2 separate regions of the Homo sapiens genome follow, and region 2 is linked to region 1. The links are chromatin loops, found by intact Hi-C in ENCODE. Cell type or tissue: Caco-2. All regions are shown on one strand. Each heading gives the region's core, and the rest is flanking DNA. Links, peaks and the distances in the headings are about the cores only.

Evidence for each region. Hi-C counts contacts between places; a loop is a spot of excess contacts. Peaks named below come from ENCODE experiments on the same cell type or tissue, not always from the same donor. Only the 100,000 strongest peaks of a DNase experiment are listed, where the experiment ranks them.
Region 2: a loop joins it to region 1, with 9 times the contacts of the local background. A loop is called at or near these places in 1 of 110 quality-filtered maps.

What each region holds. Positions count from the first base shown.
Region 1 is chr3:110,771,281-110,775,684 of GRCh38, forward strand. No RefSeq gene overlaps it. Among named protein-coding and RNA genes, the nearest start is that of NECTIN3-AS1, 300 kb to the right of the region's middle. In Caco-2, for the core only: no CTCF peak of the experiment used is centred there; a DNase peak (open chromatin) is centred at 2,351.
Region 2 is chr3:110,623,733-110,628,136 of GRCh38, forward strand. All of the region lies in intron 3 of LOC105374037 (a long non-coding RNA gene), which reads right to left. Among named protein-coding and RNA genes, the nearest start is that of NECTIN3-AS1, 440 kb to the right of the region's middle. In Caco-2, for the core only: no CTCF peak of the experiment used is centred there; a DNase peak (open chromatin) is centred at 1,889.

The DNA of each region.
Region 1 (4,404 bases), core at 108-4,107:
TGAACGCTTAGAACATATTTGACGGGATGCCATACATACAAAGCAGTGGCAGAGTTGAGGCTAGATGTGTGCATCAAAGCCAGATTCTAGAGAATCTTGTAAGGGGCCAGACTTCAGAAGAAATATAAACTTCAAAGGATATTTTAGTATCAGAACACAGATTAGTGTTTTTAAAAAATATCAGTTGACAGTGAGAAGGATGGATTTGTGATAATGGAGAGACAGAGGCAGTGAAAGGAGTAAAGAGGCCAATGCAAGACTCCAGATGGCAGATGATGAGGGTCTGGACAACGAGTAAGAGAAACTAAGCCCTGGGTGGATGATTGGATCAAGCAAGGAGATGAGGGGGAAGATTAAGGTAATTAAGATCTGAGGGTTCTCTAGGACGACTTGTTGCGTTAATTTTCTTTGCTGATATTCTTGAAAATATATAGACTAATTGCTTTAATCCAAGTAAAAGCCAAAATCCTTGCAACACTCTAGGAAACCTGCATGATATGGCTCCTATTGCCTTGTTAACCCCATCTCCCACACTTTATCCCCCCTCACCACCAGCTCTGCTGCAGCCACACTGGCATCCTTTTTTTCCCTCAAAAATGCAAGCCATAGTCCACCTTTGAACTTTCCTGACCCAATTGCTTGAAACTGCAGCCCTCTCCTTCAGCATTACTATCTCCCCTGCTTCAGGTTTTTCATATGTGTGTGTGTGTGTGTGTGTGTGTGTGTAATTGCTGTCATCTTGCCCTACTAAGTTGTTAACTCTGTGAGGACTACGGTTGTTTTCAGGTTTTGTTCACAATTATATCCCAGCACATAGAAGAATGTCCAATAGGTGTTCAATACATATTTGATTAATATTCCCTTAAGCAGAAACATTAATTAATGTTTCAAAAAATGTTAAGCAATGTTTCTAAATTTGACAATTTACATGTCTTTATTCCAGACAGGGCATAGGAAGGGAAGGAATTTGCCTTTTACCATCTTCACTTACTTCCAGACAATGTGCTTGATGAGTCTATTTTTAGTTTAGTTCAGGCTTTCACCTCTGCCTTTTACATGGCTTTTAGAATCTGAAAAATGTTGACTAGACTTATGGTGTTCATATTAAAGGGTTTTATTTTTCATTGTCATGGAGTCTATCTTAAACCTTAACCCTTGATAGTATTATTTAATTTATACCTCAAGTCTCTATGTAAATTCACTCCCATCTCCATTCTAGAAATTTTTCAAGCACACATTCTTCTTCCTTCACTTCAATATCCCTATTACTACTCTCTGAAAATTTACAATAAAGTAAATCCTCTTTTATTCTTCTACTACGGTTTCCTCTTCCATCTAGACAACTGTATCTAACCTCACAGCTACTCTTACATTCTCAGAATAAAGAAGAAAGTGCTATTATAAAAAGATGGTACACCTTATAACCTTATTTAGATGCTTCATAGTATACACTATCTTCATTTAAAATTAAATTAAAATTGAAACAAAGCTTGTTATTACAGTGTTAGAGGGAAGAAAACACAATTATTGAGCTAATACTCTTTGCCAAGACCTGGAGCTAGGCAAGCCTATACATATTATGTTACTACTTTGCACAGATCATACAGATCTACATAATGTAGTTGTAATTGACCTTTGTTGTTGTTGTTGTTGTTTTTTAGAGTTGAGGATACTTAGGCTAAAAGAGGTTTAATAACTTGCTGATGGTTACATGGCTACTACATGACAAGACAAAAATTTCAATCTAATTCCGATGCTAAAATTCAAACTTATTGTAAGGGATGGAAGAACTGTTGTGATAACATTTTTAGGCTATCTCTAACATTGCTTTGAGCATTAATATTCCATGGGTCTAGAAATCCACACAGTGATATTTGCCTATGACTACAGTAATTTCAAAACAAAGCAACCTCAAATTAATATTTATTTTAACAACTAAGGTTAAGCAAAGATAAAAAAAATCACCTCAAAAATTTCTAAGAAGACAATAAAAGTATCACTCCAGAGCTGAAAAAGTAAAAAGTCCAATTCCTAATTACTTTTCCACCACATTCCAAGTCTATTTATGACAAGTGTTTGGAGTTTAAGTGACAAGATTTAGACTAGTGGACAAGCCATGCTTTAAATTAATATCATATCAAATATCATCAGAATGCATAGTATAAACTTGGGTACTCACAGCATGCCTCGTCATCACAAAGGCATGCTATTATTGCCAAGTTGAGATGCGTAAGTGTGCTTGTACTCTGCCCTTCAGCTTCAAAGCAGAGTTGCTGAGGATCAAGACACCAACATTATAGCCACTGGTAATCCCAGTTAACTCCCACGGCCCAGTGTGCTATCCCCATATACGGCAATGGCATGCCCTGTGATTCAAAGCCAAGGGGCTCTGCAAATAAAGCAGGGTCTGGGAGGCCCACAGGTCACGAACATTGAGCTCCACACAGGCAAGAGAACAAATGTCCCATTCTTCGCATTTGTCAAATATGCCTCTCATGAAGTAAAGAATAAAGTTCCTTCTGAGATAATGCCCACCCCATTACCACAACAAATAAACCCCCAAGGTTAAAAAAAAAAATGGAACGTTTGCGCTTGAAGGGAAGTTGAAGTTACTTAACAAGCTCTCCTTGATTTATGTGATCATAAGTAAGTACGTGGCCAGCATAAAGGTGCAATGAGGTTGAAGAAGAATCAGGGCCCCAATTGTCTTTCTTTTCATCTGTTTCTGAGGGTGATATTACCAAATGGTTAAGAGCTCTACATTAGGGTATAATACTCATGATTTGCAATTCTGCTTCTGTTTATGTTACCTGTATGCGTGATTCTAGGTCCATTATTTGCATCTCATTGGTGAAGATTAAATAGGATCCTGCATGAAAGTTATTGCCATCAGAATTCATAAAAGGTGGGTGTTTAATAAAAGCTAACTAGTGAGATAAATTATATTATTTATTCGCAATATCAAATATAACATGAATTATTATTAATAAGGCAAAAATAGGAAGAGTAGTTTATGCCTTTGTTCTTTTGGAGTATTACTTTATTCTGTACGTATTGTAAGAAATTTCTGAGATCCCCCAATGTGACTGTGGATGCTTGACCCAGCATTTCTGTCATTAACCAGCATCACTCCTCCCACAGCCTGCAGAAAGTCCAATTAATTTCAATTAAATTAAAATTTAATTTTAATGAAAGTAATTAGAAGGACCTACGTTTGTAAAATGTGGTAACTAGATTTATCAAACAACCGTAACATATAGCACATTACACTCAGAGCAAATCCTAGTGAAGTTTGGCAAACATGTCTCCCCCTTCCTCTTCTGAAACCTTATTCCCTTCTTTTGAGTCTGCCTCTTACTGAACCACACGAGCCGAGGTTCCCCTTCATTCCATGAACATTTGCAACTTCCCTGTATTACGTCTCACTGACTTTGAATAAGCAAAACATTAGAGGTCTGAAAAAGACCAACAGACTAACCCTCAGATGTTGTAATTCATAATAGAATAATGTGTGAGCCTTCCCAGGGTCACTTGCATTTAAAGGTATTGATGGTTTAGCAAAGAAATTATCCTTCAGTTGTAGAATTTAAGTAAGAGGAATATATTTTGAGGCAAATTGTTTTTCCAGTTCCTCCTAGAAAATGTCATTTCAAGATCTGCTTACTCTGTTGATGATGTTAGGCAAAATCTTCTTGGAAAAAAAAAACCAACAACTTCGTAAAGCTGAAAAGGAAATGACCTTCCTGGATGTTTAATTTGCTGTTTTATGATTCAGTCTCCTGAATAAAACTAAGGCTACTAGGCATCTATCTCAACAACAATGAAAGAATGAATGAGGTCTTCTCCATGACACTCTATGGCAAGATTGCTCATGTGCCTGTACTGACTTTAAGTCAGCCCAGCAATTGAGCACTTGCTATACGCGAGACATGCTAGGCATCATGGGAACAGAAAAAAAAATTTTGGGTCAAGTGACATGTACTCAGTGGCTTTTCTCAGTAAGATTTAACCTTATTTACCTATTTTTTATTGGTAGACGTCGGTACTTACTACATTGAATTATGTTGTCAATTGTGTCTGCCTTCCTCATTAGATAAGCTATCCCTCCACGGCAGGCACCATTTGCTAGATGCATCTGTAGGCCCAACACTTAACATAGTACCTGGTTCTTAGTAAATACTCATTGATACCTAGGCCTGAAAATCCCAACACTGTATTGCCCAGAGCTGATAAGCAGGTGCCAGTGAATGAATTCTCTGGGTTTAAAAGCCCACTTCCAAAATGAAGAAATTAAGTTACTGTAATGAAGCCCTGGAGTCAAAACAGAAATTTAACACATATTAATTATTATCTGTATGTTTCAAGATAAAGTTTAAGACATATTGTTAATATTTTTCTACTTTA
Region 2 (4,404 bases), core at 313-4,312, 150 kb before region 1:
ATAATGCCCAAATAAGCCAAATGCTGAGCTGTTGCCAATCAGTAATTTCTTCACTTTGCTTCTATAATCACCTTATGAAAGTCCACTGCCAAAACTGATGAGGCAGAGCTCTCTGAATCTCTTCTGGTCCTAAAGCTGCCCAGTTCATGAATGGATCCTTGCTCAAATAAACTCTGCTAACTTTAATCTGTCTGAAGTTTTTTTTTAGACAGTAACTTACAACAAAATATTTCTTCATATTTCAAAAAGCACAGTAAATCATGAGGCAGGTATTAAAGAATTCATCAACCCTTTTGAAGGCCATTATTATTATTACATTAAAAAATAATTAATATTTAAAATGATATGGTTTAAAGACGTTAAACCCTTGGTGGAGTAAAGAATTGTCCTAAAAATAATACTGGAGATTGGTTGTATAACACTGTGAATGTACTTAACACTAGTGAATTATACACTTTAAAATATCTAAAATGGTAAATTTTATGTTATAGGCTTTACTATAATTTTTTAAAATTTTAAAAATTAAAGATATCTTAGATCATAGAGCAAGAACATTAATGATTCAGGGAGAAGCACTTAGTTATAATAAATCTGATATAAATTTAAATTGCAAAATCTAAATACCTATCCTAAAGTGATGATTTTGTATTTGTAAATACCTTAAAATTAGGCATGTGGGGAATTGTGAACGTAATAACATAGTTGCCTAGGAGATCAAATTTTGTAAAATGAAACAGAGCCTGAATCCAAAAGTGATTAACTTCCAGAAGCTTGATAAATAAACATCCACAAGATTTTAAACCTTAAAAAATTTTGATTTTGCTATTATCTCTGAGACTGCAATGCTTGAAATTATATGCGTGCATATTTTGTATTATGCTATCTAACTATCTTCTTATCCCCTCTTTGCTAACCTGTAACATCCACATCTCCCCTGCTTCTCTTATGGGGGACCCAGGTAAGTAGCTACAGCTGTTTACTTCTCTTTCCCTTGGCATCAATTGTTGGGTTTCAGCTTAAGTTGTTTAAGGAAACGTCATCACTCAAAACTGCCTTTGGCAAAATGCCTCAGATGCTAGCCTGTGAAGAAAAAATTATATGCTGAACTTTAGAGAAAATCATTATATTACGTGTGGTGAGAAAATATGAAAATTCTCACATATAGAGACCCTCTAGGAAACTGAGGTCTTGATTCTACCTACATGTAAGGGCATGAAGAAGTAAAACAGGAGTGAGATAGACTGTCCCATTGTGAGGAAGGGTATTTAACAGATTTAGGTAGAAAACAGCCAAGCATCAACCGTGCCCCTCTCTCCTCCAAGAAGCTCTTTCCCTAATAGCCTAAGTAATACTAATAGATGGACCTGCATTGAGTGAGAGCAGAGGCCTGAGCACCTAACACCTCCACTATCATGTAGATTGTTAAGGGGCAGACACTTCCACTTTTTGTTGGTTCTCCTGTGATAGAAACATTTAATTTATCAGTACTTACACTCTTCCATTAAGACTCCCCTGCTTCCAGCGTTACAAGGAATAGAAGGCCATGAGTATATCAGTTATGCTTGAGTGAGGTCACTGATGTGAACGCAGGTAGGAGAAGCAAAATACAGCCTGGCAGCTTTGCTGCAAAGGCTGCCAATTTGAATGCCTAAGGAGGGGCTTAGTGGGAACTGTGAACTGCTTTGAACCAGAGTAAAAAGTGCCTTATGAGAAGAAAGTCTAGGGTTACCAGATCTTCTGGTTTGTCAAGAAATGCTGAGATATCTGGATTTTAACATGAAATATCCTGACTTTCAAAGGTTGGAAAGCAATTCAAATTTTTCAACACTATGTGAAGGCAAAACTCCAGATGCCCGAGGGCTATATTCAGACTGCAGGTTATCAAATCGTGACCTCAGCTTTCCATACCAAAGACTGAGCAGCTGGAGGGGGACTGGAAGGGAGAGATAAGAAAAACTGAGCTTTAGATAGCTGTTAAATGGAGTGGAATTTGGAGAGAAGGAGATTCTTAAGGGAAAATCTTAGGGTTGTTTTCTGTGTAATGGGTGGTGTAAATCCATTTGTAAACCAAAACACCTTCAGTGCTTTTAAAATTGGATTTGTATTTTTTTGGATATGACAACATGCTAATACAGGCTTTAGAGTAAGAGGGAAAAGACTTAGCTATACATGTTTACATTTACAAATGATAAATATTGAACTGCCAAATTTTTATGAAAAGATCCTATTGGATTTCATGTCACAGTTTACGATAAAACCACAACTCTCAGAGACTTAGTAAGGCCATCAGAGCTGTTCAAATAGAGTATAAAGGTGTAATGCCTCACCAGGTTATTACTATTTCTAGCTAGCAGATGAACCCAACCCAGAGCATAAGTATGAAAAGATGGACTGTAATACTTTCAAGATATCTATTTTGTAATCTCCAGACATACACACACATGTGCACACACACACATCTGACTCTATAATAAATGCTATGGACTGAATCATGCCTTCTCATATTCACATGTTGAAGCCCTAGTCCTCAATGTGATGGGGTTTAGATGAGGTCATCAGTGTGCAGCCTTCATGAATGTGTTCAGTGCCCTTATAAGAAGAGACACAAGAGAGTTCTCCCTGCCTCCCCGGTCCCCCTGACTCTGCCATGTGAGGATACAGCAAGAAAGCAGTCATCTACAAGCCAGAAAGAGGGCCTTCATCAGGCCCAACCGTGCTCTTACCCAAATTTCAGACTTCCCATAATTCCAGAACTGTGAGAAATAAATGTCTGCTGTTTAAGCCACTCAGTCTATGAAATTTTGTTACAGCAGCCATAGCCGACTAAGACAAATGGATACTCCAAAATTGCAACATATCATTGGGAAGGTATTTATAAATACCTAATTCTTCCAGTGAGTCTTCAAACTACCTCCATATGTGGGCAAAAATCTCCATTATCCAACCAACCTACTGAGGTACTAAGTGGCTAAGTTGGCTGGACTTCCTGGGTCAGTAGGGACTTCACCAAGGGGACTTTCCTCTAAGCCAAAATGAGTCATAGCTGCAAGCTAAGGGATTGAAACTTCAACCAATCATATAGGGAGTTTAAGCTATAGCTGCAGCCTGATGGTTTTAACCAATCAGGCCCTCCAACCCACAAGCAGATAGAAAATAAGCTAATCTTATAGGACAGAAAAAGGAAAAGGGGAGGAGTCATAAGGGGATATAAGCATAAGACACCCAAGCCAGAAACAGCAACCCTTCTGGGTCCCCTTCCACTGCATGGAAGCTTTACTTTCACTTTTGCTTTAATAAATCTTGCTGCAGCACTCTTTGGGTCCGCGCGTTTCTCTAATCGAGCTCTAACACCTGCTGCTGCGGTCCATGGCTTCATTCCTTGAAGCCCATGAGACCACAAACCCTTCCATAGAGAAAAATCTTTGATCAGAAGAAGACTTCTCATCTCATTTCTAAAATAAATTTTAAAATCAGTCCTTAAGTAGGGTGTAATTATAGAATACCCGACTATTAACTGAATGTTTGGGTCCCCCTAAAATTCATATGTTGAAATCTAACTCCCAAGGTGATGGTATTAGCAGGTAGGGCTTTTGGGAGGTAACTAGGTCATGAGGGTGGGACTCTAATGAATGGGATTAATGCCCTTAAGAGAAGAGGCCAGAGAGCTAGCTCTCTGTACTCTCTCCCATGTGAGAATACAAAGAAAAGATAACCATCTGCAAATCAGGAAGAGGGTCCTCACTAAACATGAGATCTGCTAGCACTCTGATCTTGGATTTCCTAGCCTCCAAAGTATGAGAAATAAATGTTTGTTGTTTAAGCCACACAATCTATGGTATTCTGTTATAGCAGCTCAAGCTAACCAAAGCGGACTCCCTTCACATTTTATATTCTTAGTTATTTTACTTATTTAAGTATGGTTTTTAAATTTAGTTCTAGAGGCATCTATAACATTATAAATATTACTTGTACAATCTACACTCCCTGTTACATTAAATGAGAGAGTTAAGTTTGTTTAAAGAAAATAGGCTTGAAGTCAGCAAGACCAGATTCTATTGTGACTCTGCCACTTACTAGTTATGTGATATGGGGCACCTTATTTAAGCAATCTGAGAAAAGAATTCCAGCTCTGTAAAATAAGGATATTACTGCAACTGCCTTTGCAAAAATTTTAACAGTGAGAAAATTATGGCAATAAAAGGGATCTGATCTAACTAACCCCATCTTGCCTTTAACCTCCAAGCTGTCCTTAATCATTCCTGGGCTAAGGCCAAGCTAACATTGAGAGACATTTAGTTTATAGTTTAAACGATAACAGCCCTTCTCCCAAACTAAAACACCTTTGTAAAGCTAATGAAAGACCACCAGGTTAGGAGGATAAGAAGGCTAAATTCTGCCAAGGTG